Regions from separate parts of the Homo sapiens genome. Here region 1 is linked to region 2. The links are chromatin loops, found by intact Hi-C in ENCODE. Cell type or tissue: CD4-positive, alpha-beta T cell. All regions are shown on one strand. Each heading gives the region's core, and the rest is flanking DNA. Links, peaks and the distances in the headings are about the cores only.

The links. A loop is a pair of places that touch in the nucleus more often than their neighbours do. Peaks named below come from ENCODE experiments on the same cell type or tissue, not always from the same donor. Only the 100,000 strongest peaks of a DNase experiment are listed, where the experiment ranks them.
Region 1: a loop joins it to region 2, with 8 times the contacts of the local background. A loop is called at or near these places in 2 of 110 quality-filtered maps.

What each region holds. Positions count from the first base shown.
Region 1 is chrX:31,420,233-31,428,575 of GRCh38, reverse strand. All of the region lies in intron 60 of DMD (dystrophin), which reads left to right. LOC124905175 (a long non-coding RNA gene) reads right to left here and starts at 2,237. Exons shown (of 3, transcript XR_007068211.1): 1 at 2,144-2,237. In CD4-positive, alpha-beta T cell, for the core only: no CTCF peak of the experiment used is centred there; no DNase peak of the experiment used is centred there.
Region 2 is chrX:30,732,575-30,740,917 of GRCh38, reverse strand. No RefSeq gene overlaps it. Among named protein-coding and RNA genes, the nearest start is that of GK-AS1, 19 kb to the right of the region's middle. In CD4-positive, alpha-beta T cell, for the core only: a CTCF peak has its summit at 4,985 (motif pointing left); a DNase peak (open chromatin) is centred at 4,937.

The DNA of each region.
Region 1 (8,343 bases), core at 309-8,308, 690 kb before region 2:
GCAGCTTTGCCTCTGTGGGCCTTGACTAGTCAAGACATTTTGTGTTGGGTTTTTATGTTAATTCCATTTGCATCACTATAAAGGAATACCTGAGGCTGGGTAATTTATAAGGAAAAGAGATTTCATTGGCTCATGGTTCTGCAGGCTGTACAGGAAGTGTGGTGACAGCCTCTGCTTCTGGTGAGGGCTTCAGCAAGCTTACAATCATGGTGGAAGGTGAAAGGAGAACCAGCGTGTCACATGGTGAGAGATGGAGTGAGGGGGTGGGAGGTGCCACACTCTTTTAAACAGTCAGATCCCACATGAACTCACTCTGAGTGAGAACTCACTTATTACTGCAAGAATGGCACTGAGCCATTCGTGAGGGATCCAGCCCCATGATCCAGTCTCCCCCACCGGGCCCCACATCCAACACTGGGGATTACATTTCAGCATGAGATTTGAAGGGAACAAACATCCAACCCATATCAGTTTTCTACAACCTGCAGCAGAAAGCATCTCATCTGGCACATGGTCTTGCAAATAATTCTGACTTAGATGCATGGGACTCAGATATGACTGAACCAGAAGATAAATCTAAGTAGCAGACACCACAGTATTCTCAAAACCACTCTTTCTCTTTCTCTTGTTGACCGAGGCTTTTCTACTGAGCAAAGCACCTGGTTTATAATATGTTCTTTCATTACGCCTTCTCCTAAGAGACCTCCTTAGTGTCCCTGCAATGGATGTCTGGGGAGCCACCAATCTCTTAGAGATGACTAGACATGTAGCCCCAGAAATGGTTACACCTTGAGCTTTTCTCTCAGTGCAGATGAGATACATTGCCCATCCCACCAATTTGCCACATTTATCTAAATTTCTGTGTTAAGCTGGGACCTCTACCACTCAAGCTGGGATGCCCCTCACCACCACCACACTGCAAAAACTAAACATTTTTCATTAGCCTCCTACTTGCAATTAAGTACATAAAACCTGCAAAACAAGTAATAAAATTAAGGCACTATTTGGTTAATGCCTTTTCTCAGAAATCACTTTTGCATGAAGTTCAGTTCAGTATTTTATCAGTGACTACATTAGTCTCGAGACCCTCTACCCAATAGGAGGGACAAAGATGTACATGACACAGGCTCCCTTCAAAGATGATTAATACATGAACTACATACAGTATTACAAGGGCTCCACTAGAGATGTGAGCCCCCCAGAAATGATATTAATGTGCAGAAGAGTTAGCAATAAATTTTGCACAAGGGGTGACATTTGAGCTTAGACTCGAGCAATGAGTAGGGTTCCAAGAGGTAAAGAAAAAAATGGAATGGTTTTCTAGGAAGAAAACCAGGTCTGGGAAGATCTGATATAACCTGAGGTAGTTTATAAGTCTGGAATGACTGAGTTATCGGGTATATGGTGGGGAAGGCAGCAGAGGTGAAATAAGTAATATCTAAGCAAATGAAAAACATGTAATTAGGGGAGATGAAATATAATTAAATTATTTACCTTAATTCCTCTTTTGACTCTTTACATTTGTCATTCATAAGGAAACAATTTCACTAAGATTGTTTTGACCTTTTTACCTTATTTGGCCAAGTAAACAAGGGACAGAAAGTTTTTAATGTAAAATATTCATTCAACCTGAAAGAACATTGATGATTCCAGACCATTTAAAGTTAAATATTTTAGAGTTCTCAATTATTTCTATTTGGATGAGTAGAACCTTTTTTCAGACTTCAGGAATATATGTTTAGTTTTTAACAGACTAATTGTTCCTGCTTTCATGCCAGCCTCATGGGCATCAGCAGGTTCAAGGTTAGTAGGTAGGAATCTGCCCCCTAAGAATGCAGCCTAAGAGTTAAGGAATGCATGATTACCCCTGTAATTACTTGAGAGGGGCTCTGAAATTCTGGCAGGGTTGGTGAGGCCACCAGATAACACTGATCAAGAATGTACACGAGGTTAGGAATTCAGACTGTAGCTGAAGTGGGGAGTTCGGGTAAACAGGCTCTGAATGGAAAAGATCAGGAATTCAAATAGACAGTTAAGTCAAGAAACCAACATCTTAGAAATGTAAACCTCACTTTAAGTCAAAGGCTCTCCAAGCTAAGACTTCATAATATATTTGCCAAGGCAAGAGCTAGTATCTGCTTACCTGAGTGGTCCTGGAGCTGCGGCCAGTTGAAACAGGAGATTGCAGATGGAATGTCAGTTAGAATACTTTCAGAGGCCAGTAACAGATACCTGACTTTAAAGTTCTTAAGTTTGTCTTTCCCAAGGTTTTCTGGTCATAAGAATCACCAGGGGCACTTGATTAAATTATTAATTCACAAGCCCCTTCACTGGAGATTCTGATGCAATAGACTTGGGAATATATTTTTTTTTAACACGAACTCCAGTGGAATCAGGCAAGAAGTGAAAACCCTATCGTTAATAATAGACACATTAGAAATAATAGAGACATTTGATAATCTAGCACAGTTCCCAAACTTTAGTATGCATCAGAATCCCCTGGGGGCTTGTTAAACTACAGGCTGGCAGGCTGCTCCCAGCGTTTCTGATGCAGTAGGTCCAGCGTGGAGTCCGAGATTCTACATTTCTAGTAGGTTGCCAAGTTATGCTGCTACTCCTGTGGTCAGGAACTGCACTTTGAGAACCACTAATCAAAATAAACTGAAGTCCAAAGACCATCAGACCTAGAGCTGGTTAATTCAACAGATTAGCTATATCAAGACTTGAGGTCAGCTTCTCTGGGATTCTCTTGTCTTTTTCCTCATGGTCCCAAGATGGCTTCCCACTGCGCCAAGCAACATATCCGCAGACAACAATAACCAAGGCAAGAAGGAATAAGGTTCAAGGATAACTGTATTGTGTGCGTGTGTGTGTGTGTGTACTCATGCCTGTGTGTCTGTGTTTGGAAAAGCAAACGTTTCCCAGAAGCTCCCCAACAAATTTCTTCTTATGTGTCAACTAGAACTGGATCTCACTGAACCTCTTTAAGCCAATCACTGGCTATGAGAAACAAGCTTACTGTGATTGGCTTAGACCAGATTTTAATTTTTTCCTCAGAGCTGTGTCCTTTGTTGCCCAATATCTGAACATAATTGAGCTTCTTTACCAAGGAACAAGAAGTAAATAGCTGTTAGTTAGGCAAATAGCTGGGTATGTCCACAAATGGGTTCTGAAACAAGTGTGATTATAATGAGGTTCAGAATTGAAAATATTAGTACAAATGCTAGTAAATAATGTATGATATTGGCTTTCTTATCACCATTTGCAACAGAATAACAGTCTCATGAAGAATTTGGCACAGCCATTGTAGAAAAAGTGCCTTTTCAGAGCTCACAGTATGCATGTACTCATCTTGCTTTTATTATACCTGTATATGGAATTGCAAGCTGTCCCTTCAGGTAATGAAATTTAGACAAGTTGGAACCTGTATAACAGCAAATCAATACTGAAATTATAGGCAAAGCCTGTACTTGTGCAGACTAACACATAGGATAGAAAGACTTTGTGATCAAAATTCAACAAATCCCACATTTATAGGTATCCAACATAGAGAGAAAACTATATATAGTGGTGTGTCTTTTTATGTGTTTGCGTTTTTCTCCTTATTCATTCCTGAAAGTGTATTTTCTTTTAACAGACTCACAACTCAGCTACACCCCATATGCCCACAGTCAACACAGTGGAAAACTGAGTTGTTTATTTGAGCCTCAAGTCATCCAAATACTTCGTTAAACGTTGTAGTAAAAGGTCTCCCCTGAATTCAAGGAGGATGCCCTAAGTTTTCTGCATCCTTTTGATAGAGGAAAGTATTAACTAATGTCAGACTATCTGTTGTTTTATTTTCCTTTACAGCACTAGATTTTGTTAAGGACATTGATAATTTTGAAAGAGAAGCTAAGCTAAGGTGACAAATATATCTTCTGTTGGTCAATATCTAAAATTATGTATTATTTCTTTTTTGACTACACCTTACAGTGGTTAGTTTGCACTTTACGTAAAAAACTGATGTCTACCATCTTCCATCTTTGTAAGCACCATCCAGCCTAATAGTTGTTGGTTTGAATAATGCCACAAGCTTTGTCCAGAAACCAAAAACCTGATTTCCAAAGACTAGTCTATGTAGCTGAGCCCTTCATTCCATAATCATTAAACTATGGTTAGGACACAGTATCCAGTCTCCCCTCAACCTTGTCCAATCACAGTCTATGCAGAGATCATGTAACTCGATTAAAATCTAGAACCATAGAGACATTTCCCTTCCCTGGGGCAAATGGGAATTGCACATGGGGGAAAATGGTGTGGATAAGCAAAAAACGGAAGTTTCCAAAGTGCAACAGAATATTGATAATTTTAGTACATTTCAACATACAGTGAGTGTAATGACGGCATTTTCCTACTGCTTCCTTAGTTGTGAAGATTTTGTTTTTTCTTCTGGGTTCACTGCCGGGAAAAGAGCAGAAAATGTTTTAGAGCCTCTGCCAGCAGAGGGGGCATTTACCATTTGTGCATAAGGTCTCTGGCACTGTGCCCTGGGGTTCTCTTTTCTATATGTTTCTAACAGTCACACACAGCAGTGTGACTGTTTACAGATACTTTACCGTCTTCTCTGATTGAAGCAGGGACTGGTTTGCCAGCAACTTTTGGTTGTTTTTGTTTTTTTGAAGACCATGCAACTAACAGATGTTTGTTGTTGGCTCCATATCTACATTCTTTGAAAGCTGGAGAATCAAATTGCTGACATTCAGACAACACTAATTCCCATATCCAGGGAGCCTAATTTGCCGTCCCTGAGATCCTGATTCCTGGTGTTCACGGGTTTAAAAACCATTTCAGTGACACAATATAAGAATGGGCTTGGGAGATGCAGCGCTGTCTCCACTAAAGATAATCACATTTTATAAACATCTGCGTCATTACTGGTATGATTCATCTCTAAGCTGTATACAGCTGTGTTTCCAGTTTCAATTAACAATCCCTTAATTGCATATCCATCTCATGTTACTAATTTAGTTAATTTATTCATAATTAAGAGTATTCTGTTTTCTACCAAGGTTTGTCGAGCTCAGAACATTATAAAGAAAAATATTTTAAGGCAGCATCTCCGAGGGATTTTGTTTCTTATAATCACATCACAGTAAAATGTCATTCATGCGCCCAAAGGAAGATGAATTGCTAAGGGATTTTTTTTTCCAGTAAAATAAGAAGCTTTGGGAAGCTGCAGTGTGTTGTGTTTTTAAACCAAGTTAAATGCGATGCATTTTGTTCTTTTCTTTCTCCTTCCCTGACATCCTCTCAAAAAAATTATCATTTTATTTGTATTATTGCTTAAGTATCACAGCAAATCCAGTCACCAGTGCAAATAAAACTGTCATTACCCTGTCAGGTAATGGTGTCTCTTAAAATCTAAGCTATAAAGTCTGTACATTTTAGAGGACATTAAGATCAAGAATTTTTAAATTGCCTAAGTCTAAGCAAGTGGAGTACACCCTTGTGGAAAATGGAAGGCAGATGAAAACATGATGCCAGGCAGTGAATTCATTTTAGTTTGATCTTTTCTACAAAAATACATATATCCGTGCAGCAAGAGTCTTGCCTGTGTTAGTACATGTGTCTGTGTGTCATTCAAAGCAGCAATAACAAAAAATTAAGACCATTTCTCACTTTGTTTATTGTTCAAGAACTCCCACCTATAGCCTTGACCTGTGTTTGAGCTTAAAAAAAAAAAAAGTCTTATAACTGCCCAGTGGTTTGGAGATTTTACACAATAGAAATAATAAGCCATCTTTTGCCTCACATGAATTCTACTAAAATCAAAACTCCATAGGATACTTTCCAAAGTAACTGGTGAAAGGAAAAGTGTGGTAGTATAGGTATGCATATTATCCCCATCACTTTATTTCTGAGCTCTTCTATTTTTTAAAAATTTTAATTTGTATCTTAAAAGGGCAAAACATAAGAAGAGGTAGGAGTATTCTAAATTTCAGTGACAACAAATTCATTTATTTTACAATTTAACCATTGCCCGTCAACATTTACTTAAAATTTCAGCATGGGAGGTTTTAAACACTTCTAGAGTCCCATCTTACCCCATTTCCACGATGCTTTTCTTCTCCATGTGTTGCTGCAGTTTAATATTGTCTGCGTGTTTTAATATGTTAAACGAGTTAAACATAGAGTAGGAAGTTAAAACTGTTAGCAGCTATATGTTTCCCAAGATTGATGAAAATTCAGGTAACACTCCAACCTGTTAAAGATACCTGCAATCTGGCCAGGTGCGGTGGCCCATGCCTATAATCCCAGCACTTTGAGAGGCCAAGGCAGGCAGATCACCTGAGGCCAGGAGTTCGAGACCAGCTTGGCCAACATGGTGAAACCCCGTCTCTACTAAAAATACAAAAAACATTTAGCCGGGTGTGGTGGCATGCACCCATAGTCCCAGCTACTCGGGAGGCTGAGGTGGGAGAATTGCTTGAACCCGGAGCCTGGGTGACAGAGTAAGACTCTGTCTCAAAAAGAAAAAGAAAAAAAAAAATATATATATATATATGTGTGTGTGTTTATATATATATATATGTGTGTGTATATATACATATATATATGTGTATATATATATGTGTATATATATATATATATGTGTGTGTGTATATATATATATATATATGTGTGTGTGTGTGTATATATATATATAGAAAGAGAGAGAGAGAGAGAGAGAGAGAGTAAGCAGGGAGGGGTTGAAGCCAGAAAAGACTAGAAATTATCTAGGCCAAACCCTTTAATTTATAGATTAGGAAATAGTTTCTGGTTGACTTAGCTGAGACGTTCTCATTTGTTAAAAGCAAGATCAGAAATCAGACACAATTCAACGCTCTTCACTACACCTTGTTTTTCTCTTTGTGGAAAACAAGACGTATCCTGTTCAAAAATTTATGCTGTTTATCTGAAAGCCCAAAATGCCTGTTTACATCATATTTTCCATTTTGCAATAGCAGCTCATTTTGGGGATTATTTTCTGATGAAATCTCTAGGTTTAGTTGTACTTGAATATCTTTTTATCTGTACACACTGGAATATGCATATAATAATTGATAGAAATGTGGATTTTAAAAGTAGAGATGATCATTATTATTTTATGATCCTTTAAGTTAATAAAATTCACCTAGAATAAAATAAACAAGTTTAACTAAAGTTCTCGCATTTTCCCAGAAATCGTAGACTAGAAACTAGTCTTATTTGCTTATTTTATTCCAAAGCTTATTTTACCTCTATTATTTTGTGGTTCTATAAAATATTTCTGTGTATTCCTCCAAAGAACCTCTTGGAAAAGAAAGTAAACATCACATCTGAAAAATAGCTGGGCATTTTTTCATTATCTCTGCAAGGGGAGGGGACGTGAAAGGCAACCCCATATAGAAACTCAACTCCCTGCTTTTTACAATGAATGAAGTTTTTCCACTGCACTGTCAGAATGGTAATTCTTGCTAACTACTCACCTATTTCACAACATTAACAGAGTTCCAGGATTCATGCTTTAATATTGCATAATGGTCCATGTTTTGAACATGAGGAGTGGCAGCGGAGATTACACTTTGATTCCTTGGATTTCATGTGGCACTGGATGGGAGCAAGGCACTGATTTTAAGTTGAGATAAAAAGGAGAAGTCAGTCAATGCCTGCAGCCAGACAGGACTCTTGTAATAGCTAGGGAGTATGCCTCATTTGGATATGCATGACTGCCGGGCAAGGACACTGCCATGAATCGCTAATGGCAGCAGTTGTATGACATAAGAGAGATGTGTATCAGCAACTCACAAGTTGACTTTGTTACATGTTATGAACACATTCCTGTGGGCACTCATTCATAGAAGTGAGAAATGTGGACACCACAGTGTCCCAGGCCTTTGTTACCTTATGGCCTGGGAATATCTTGCTTTGCTGGAACATGAAGCCACGTCTGGTTATAAGAAGAAGTTTGATCTGGGAGCAAAATTGCCTGTTCACGCATGTCTTTCTCACTTCTTTAAAACTAACTTGCTATAAGGGTGATTAAAAAAAACAGATGTCAGGTGAGAGTTTTGCTTTGCATCAACTTCCTACTTGTAGAGGTAATAACATAAACCTTGCCTGGCAATCATTATTTGTCATCCAGCTGAGGGTGTTTACTCTTGAGAAAGAAGTAATGGACAAAATTGACTTGGATTCTGGTTCTATGTTTCCCATTAATTGACTCTGGACATATACATGCAATTTAATCCATCTTACTAAAAACATGACCAACTCACAGGATGTAAATTCTATTCTATAGAAAGGGCTTTCCCTCAGTAGTTAGTCAAGGGACGGTTCCTA
Region 2 (8,343 bases), core at 259-8,258:
TTGGTTGGACCAGGTGTGACATTTACATTGTGCGTGGGGAAAGCCAGTCGCCCCACCTCATCTTATTATGCAAATGGGCTTGCCACTTGGCCGGCACCATCTTGTCTGCTCCTTACATGGCTGGCAAAAAGAAGGGAAGGTGGAGCTGCCATCTTGATCATGCCTTTTCCTATTGTCACAACTACCGGCATTCACCCGTGCAAAATTCAGGCTTGCTTGTCTCTATCTGCAGCTCGATTTTACAGGCTGCTCTTTGTTAGAAAATAAAATGATTTGGGGGCTGCTTTTCATTAAAAGGAATACCTTACTGAGGACTCCCATTACCATACCCTCACTATCCACCTAAGTACTTTCTTCTTAACTCCTATATCAGTACTGTCTCTGACCCCATGCCTTTCATTGCCTTTGGACAATTATTTTTGGTGGCCTCCAAAGGCCTAGGTTAAAGAGACTTTGTGATTTGATTCAGTCAGCCACTTGGGAGCACTTCCAATCCAGATTGCAACAACCAAGTTCAGGGCTTGATGGACCCTGTTCATTGGGGCTATGGGTCCCTGGGGTACAAACTTGCATAAGGGCAGGTATGTGGCAACAACTTCTGAGGGATACGTTTCCCTTTATTTTTTTCTTCTCTAGCTCTGCTCATAGCCAAGGCAACCATCTCTGTAGTCCCCAGGGACAGGGGAGTTAGGGAATAGATCCAGTCCTTATACTGGAGTTGTAGTCTTTTTGGATCCTTCTGTAATGCTGGAGAAACTTCTATAAGAGTCCCTATATTTTGAATGCATCTTGGTCCTGGACTTCTGGATCTGGATCTCAAGTGTGAAGCCTGTTCATCTTTGGTGCTCAGAAGCTTATCTCTCTGATTACAGGCTATCACCCCAAAATTAAAACTTGCCCTAGGAGTTCACTACTATCTTTTCAGCTCTTCAATACAATTCTATTTTTTTGAGATGGAGTCTCGCTTTGTCACCCAGGCTGGAGTGCAGTGGTGCAATCTTGGCTCACTGCAACCTCCGCCCCCTGGGTTCAAGCAATTATCTTGCCTCAGCCTCCCAAGTAGCTGGGATTACAGGCATGTGCCACCAAGCCTGGCTAATTTTTGTATTTTTAGTCGAGATGGGGTTTTGCCATGTTGGCCAGACTGGTCTCGAACTCCTGACCTCCAGTGATCCGCCTGCCTCGGCCTCCCAAAGTGTTGAGATGACAGGCGTTAGCCACCACACCAGGCCACTTCAATACTTTCAAGATATTATTTTGACATTTTCAATGGAAGGTTGATCTGAATAACCTACTGTGAGAGATAAATATAGCCACAAACTATCTGCAGCTCTTCCTATCAAGAGGTCTCAGCCAGGCGCAGTGGCTCACGCCTGTAATCCTAGCACTTTGGGAGGCCGAGGTGGGTGGATCACCTGAGGTCAGGAGTTCGAGACTAGCCTGGCCAACATGGTGAAATCCCATCTCTACTAAAAATACAAAAATTAGCCGGGCGTAGTGGCTACATGCCTGTAATCCCAGCTACCTGGGAAGCTGAGGCAGGATAATTGCTGAAACCTGGGAGGCAGAGGCTGCAGTGAGCCGAGATCATGCCACTGCACTCCAGCCTGGGTGACAGAGCAAGACTCCATCTCAAAAAAAAAAAAAAAAAAAAAAAAAAAAGTTGGGGGGGTCTGTTTTCCCTTCCCTTGAATCTAGGCAGTCTTATGATTTGCTTTGACCAATATAGAAAGCCGTGGAAGTAGGCTTGCTGTGGTGGCTCATGCCTGTAGTCCCAGCACTTTGGGAGGCTGAGGCAGGCAGATTGCTTGAGTCCAGGAGTTCAGGACCAACCTGAGCAACATGGCAAAACCCCATCTCTACAAAAAATACAAAAGTTAGCCGAACATGGAGGCACATGCCTGTGACCCCAGCTACTCGGGAGGCTGAGATGGGAGGATTGCCTGAGCCCAGGAGGTAGAGGCTGCAATGTGCCACTGCTGTGATCATGCCACTGCATCTATCCTGGGTGACAGAGTGAGACCCTGTCTCAAAAAAAAAAAAAGCAGCGGAAGTGACATTGCGGGACTTTCCAAGCCAAGGCCTCACGAGGCCTTACAACTTCCACTCTTGCCCTCTTGGAATCCAGCCACCATGGGAAGATGTCTGAGCTATCCTGCTGGATAATCAATGTGGAAAACTGAGGGGTTCTGGCTGATAGCCCCAGCTGACTCCCAGATGTATGAGTGAGGTCAACCAAGGCCATCCAGCCTCCAACCAATGTGCCATTTGACTTGGATTACTTGTCCAGGAATAATCTAAGCAAGACCAACAGAACTGCCCTCAGTAGAACAGATCAAATCGATGCTCTACAGAATAGTGACCAATAAAATGGTTGTTGTTTCAAGCCACTAAGTTGTGAGGTGGTCTCTTACATAGCAATAGATAACTGATACACCCAGCTCACTATTTATTAAAAACCACAAATACCGGCTGGGTGTGGTGGCTCACGCCTGTAATCCCAGCAGTTTGGGAGGCTGAGGCGGGCAGATCACGAGGTCAGGAAATTGATACCATCCTGGCTAACACGGTGAAACCCTGTCTCTACTAAAAATACAAAAAAAGTAGCCAGGCATGGTGGCGGGTGCCTGTAGTCCCAGCTACTCGGGAGGCTGAGGCAGGAGAATGGCATGAACCCGGGAGGCGGAGCTTGCAGTGAGCCGAGATTGCACCACTGCACTCCAGCCTGGGCAGCAGAGCGAGACTCCGTCTCAAAAAAAAAAAAAAAAAAAACCCCACAAATACCTTAAACTGAAATTTTAATGCCTAAAACATTACTATAATTCTTGTTATTTGTTATTTTGAGGAGAAGATATTTATGAAAAATGTGTTAACAATGTAAATATATTTTGCTGTAGTCATCAAATATTTGATGGCAGAATTGTATTTTTTTTCCTTTTGACTTCAGAAAAATCTTTAAGCATACACAGTTAAAATGGCCAAGTCCACTTGGGTATACCAAAGTCAACTGATTACTGAAGCAGGGTAAAAAAACTGAATTTTCCTTTCTCCAATCCCTTCACCCAAGGGGCTACAATTAGCTCTGCTAAAGCAACATTTAGAAACAAAATTCATTATTTCTTAACCTAGAAACCTGAGAGGAGAAGAAGGAATAGCATAACCCTAAGGCCATTCACTTTATTTCAAGTTAACATCCTACTGAAACATTTTGGATAAAACCCTTTTTGATGATTTTCTATAAGAGAGTTAGCTCCAAAAATAGTTTTGTGAGCAAGACAATTTATTTGCCTACTTTCCTTGCCTGTACTTTCATTGTTGTGTAATTATAGCATCTATAAATCTACAACTAAATTTTTCACTAATAGTACAATGCAAAGCAAAATGCCTTTACTTCTTTTAGATTTGGATTACTCAGTTCCAAAATAGTTTGTTTTTTTAGAGTAACATATTAAATTTTTTAAAATTTCTTATTTTAAATAAAACAATTCCATTTGAAATAAACCTTATCCAAAAGATGCCCACGGGATTATGGTGTTAAAATTGTTGGTTTAGGCCGGGGATGGTGGATCACGCCTGTAATCCCAACACTTTGGTAGGCCAAGGTGGGTGGGTCTCTTGAGCCCAGGAGTTTGAGACCAGCTTGGGAAACATGGCAAAACCCTGTCTCTACAAAAAATACAAAAATTAGCTGGGTGCAGGTGCAAGTATGAGTCCCAGGTACTCGTACTCGGGAGCTAGGAGGATCACCTGAGCCCAGGAAGGTAGAGGCTGCAGTGAGCCATGATCACGCCACTGCTCTCCAGCCTGGGTGACAGAATAAGACCCTGTCAAAAAAAAAAAAAAAAATTACTGGCTTATAGATTATATGATTAAATAAATTTAATCCTGTATGTAGCTTATTATTGTTGATAGGAATCTATTGTGGGTTTTTTTAGAAGTATATACTTTGTGTCTTAAAACTGTATGTGGAATGTCGGCTAGGACCACCGGCATGTACCACCATGCCTGGCCAATTTTTCTTTTTAAAATTATTTTTGTGTAGAGATGAGGTCTCACTGTGTTGTCCAGGCTGGTCTCAAACTCCTGGCCTCAAGTGATCCTCCCACCTTGGCCTCCAAAGTGCTGAGTTTACAAGTGTGAGCCACTGTGCCTGGCAGTTTTATTATACTTGGATGCTATGGCACTTACAACGTATGATCAAAATGCTGATGGATTGTAGTAATAAAGAATACTTTCTTAATAACTTTGTAAATCTCAACATGTAAAAAGCTAATGACAATGATAATAGAGTTAAAGATTTGCCTGGTATTGACATGATAATGATGCTATCAACATAAGGGACAATTTAACACGATTTTGTCTTGATTTGGTCATGTTTATAGATTGTTATATAAAAAGATTTTTTTTCTGTATACCTTTCTAGAATCATTCGGTGAAAGGCAAAAGCAAAAAAATAAGAGTAAAAAAAATTTGGTTCATATTGAGAAAATAATGGAGGAAGAATTTTGCCTTGGAATTGGTTGATTCTAGTATGTCATTCCAAGACTCAAGTATAAACAGAAGTTTTTTTTTTAAAAAAACGCTTTTTTAATAGAATAGGCTATAACTAAGAATATATTTATGATTGAATAAATTTAGCAGAGTATATGTGTAATTAGCAGAGATATTTGAAGTATTAAGTGTTAAATTATAGAGAAATGTCTATAAACCTGACTTTTATGATGAGCTAAAAGTCTAAGGAAAATCAAAGATGCAAGAGCGTAAACAGATTGTTGGATTCAGTTAAGCCTCTGGTTTTTACGATCTTATCATGAAAGCATTCTGTACATCTCCCACAGTCACTACAATGCTTTCACTTTACTATGATTACCAAAAACCAGTACAGTAGCAACTTCTGCTGATAGGAAGAAATGTCTAAGACAGAGAAGCCCGACTGTGGAAAGTAGCGTCACCTAGCGGCCGAATTTGTTTCTTACAGGAGACCAGCTTTTCAAAAGATAACTGGGTCACTAGAGCCTATTCTATTTACATGGCCTTTAGCAAGCTGATAAAAGAGTTTAGGCTGAGTGTGGTGGCTCACACCTGTAGTCCCAGCATTTTGGGAGGCCGAGGTGGGAGGATCTCTTGAGCCCAGGAGTACAAGGCCAGCCTTGGCAATATCGTGAGCCCTCCCCGATCTCCACAAAATTTTTTTTAAAAATTAGCTGGGTGTGGTGGCACGTGCCTGTGGTCCCAGCTACTGAGGAGGCTAATCCTGGAGGATGGCTTGAGTCTGGGAGGTCGAGACTGCAGTGAACCGTGATTGTGCCACTACACTCTAGGCTGGGCAACAGAGCAACACCCCATCTCAAGAAAATAAATAAAACTTAAAATAGTTTAGACTACAAGTGATGGAGTTGGAAAACAAGGGAATTTTTTTTTTCCCTAAGCTTCTGATTCTCTGGTTGAAAAATAGGGGAATCTTGTATGGTACAATTCCTTAATAAATGTTGATTGGATATCTGAGACATTTCAGCAGAAATGGTTCAGCATCTCTCCACATTAAAATCACTTAAAATTGGCATTATGGTGTCTAAAATACAACCTAATAATAATAATAATAAAAAAACACAACCATTGAAGTCCTGTCCACTATGATCTAAATGTAAGACACCTATGTTAACACTTGTAGCTTCACCAGTTCTTCGAGCTGGGCACAGAAATCCTTGGCTTGAGCTACATAGGTGCTTGGCTCAAGCCAAGAATCTGGGGCTGGATAATGGTGTGAATATTTTCTTTCCTTAGTTTTGAAGGGCAATCTTCTTTTGGGAAGGCTCAGGTGGCTAGCAGGGAGTGCAATTCAATTAGCCAAACACAGTTGTTGGAGCTAATTAGGAGTCAATAATAAACAGCTGCAGGCTTCAGCATATACAAAGCCCTGTGTACGACAGGCACGGCCCTGCCCACGCCTGCCATCCATGGGTGTCTCTCTCTGAGAGGGAGAGAAGGGGAACATGGTGTCTCTGATGAACACCTGTATATATGGGAGACCTGACAAAAAATCTCCTTCCAATAATTTTTATTATTCCAGTCTTAATCCATAGAAGATAATAGCTCTGGTTTTGTTTATTCTAAATGAGCCTGCTTAATAGAAAACATTAAGAATCTCTCTTATACTCATTTCTGATTATCCTGAACAAAAATATGTACTCTGGCCGGACACAGTAGCTCATACCTGTAATCCCAGCATTTTGGGAGGCTGGGGCGGATGGATCACGAAGTCAGGAGGTCGAGACAAGCCTGGCCAAGATAGTGAAACCCCGTCTCTACTAAAACTACAAAAATACCAGGCATGGCTGCGTGCACCTGTAGTCCCAGCTACTCCGGAGGCTGAGGCAGGAGAATCGTTTGAACCCGGGAGGTGGAGTGCAGTGAGCTGAGATCGCGACACTGCACTCCAGCCTGGGCGACAGAGTGAGACTACGTCTCAAAAGGAAAAAAAATGTACTGTCTCTCTGTGTGTGTGTGTCTGTGTTGGGGGTGAGTGTATATCCTTGCAGGATACACATCTATTTAACATATAGAGTTAGAGAATTAACTGAACCTGTGGGATGGAGACATAGAAAACATTGAAAAGTCACGGAAGAATCCTAATAACTTAGTTTTATTCATTAGTTATGTCTCTTCCTTTAAAATCGATTAGATAATGCAACTAACTAGCAGTAACGTCTCCCTGAGTGTGGGCAAGGAGAATTAAAGTATCAAACCATAATGGGGGAAAAACCCAGCATAGGTGAAATTAGAGAATTGTTCCATTTTAGAGTCAAGTTTTCCTTCAATAGCAGGTTTTAATCACCTCATCACCCTACCGTTTTAACCACGTTTTTGTGGTATTTTAAACACATATTATAAAGGAAACAAATGTCATTCCATTTTATTATTTAGTACTTTCTTTGGACTGTAATGAATTAGAACCCGGAATACAATAAAACAGGTCTTCTGCGTAACTTAAAATCTAATTTGATGATCACAATTATTTTCCCTTGGACATTACAGTTAAATGTAGAGTCAAGACTTTTCTGTCTAGAAACTTTCTAGCCTTAACACATAATTACAAATATGGTGGTCTTACAGCTATGCAGTTATCTATTAAAATTCATGGAAGGTACTATATAGAAAACACATGGGCATTTCTTTTTTGAGTCTTCTAAATTCTGTTCATAACAAGTGAATGGCTAAGGAAGGATGTAATTTCTTTTTTGTTTGTGTGTTTTGTTGTTGTTGTTGTTGTTAGAGATGGAGTCTCACCCTGTCACCCAGGCTGGAGTGCAGTGGCGCCATCTTGGCTCACCACAACCTCCACCTCCCGGGTTCAAGCGATTCTCCTGCCTCAGCCTCCCAAGTAGCTGGGATTACAGGCGTGTGCCACCATGCCCAGCCAATTTTTGTATTTTTAGTAGAGATGGGGTTTCACCATGTTGGCCAGGCTGGTTTCAAACTCCTGATCTCAAGTGATCCGCCCACCTTAGCCTCCCAAAGTGCTGGGGTTACAGGCGTGAGCCACTGCGCCTGGCCAGGATGTAATTTCTAATACACACATTATTTCTTCTGTATATTGATGCTTTGTAGGAGGTGCTTGAAATAATTCTGCCAGAAGATCAATAAAATTTCAACCCTTTTAATTGGGAAGGCTGTCAGTACTAACAAAACTACACTGATAGACAGACAGTGACTAACGAATTCAGATACACACAATCAGGAGCAACACACCTTATATTTTTATTATGAAATATATGGAGCATACAGAAATGTAGAGGATAGAATAAAGACATGTGTACCCACCGCTAAGCAGTGCCAAATCTTAAGGTATTGCTACATTTGTTTTAACTCTTAATTTTTTTAGAAACACAACTTTCCAGGTTTCAGCAAAGTCCCTTTCCCTGACCCCATCCTCCTCTTTCAGAGGTAACCACCACTAAACTTGGTATTTATCATCTCTATGCCTATTTTATACTTTCAGTTCACTTGTGTCTACATACATGACAGCCCTGACTAGTTTGCATGTTGAAATTTTTATATAGTTTATGAACACTCAAGTTCTATGAAATATTCCCTTAAAGTCTGGGGAAAAATCAAAATAACCACAGGGATCATTTTAGGACTATGGGTGACTTTCTTCTTTCTAATCTCTTTCTTTTTCCCATTTTTATAAGAGGAGTAATATTCTCATTTCCAAGCAGTTTTATCAAAGAAATGAAGTGGACAGACTGGGCACGGCAGCTCACGCCTGTCATCTCAGCACTTTGGAAGGACAAGGGGGGGGGACGGGAGGCGGATCACAAGGTCAGGAGTTCAAGACCCACC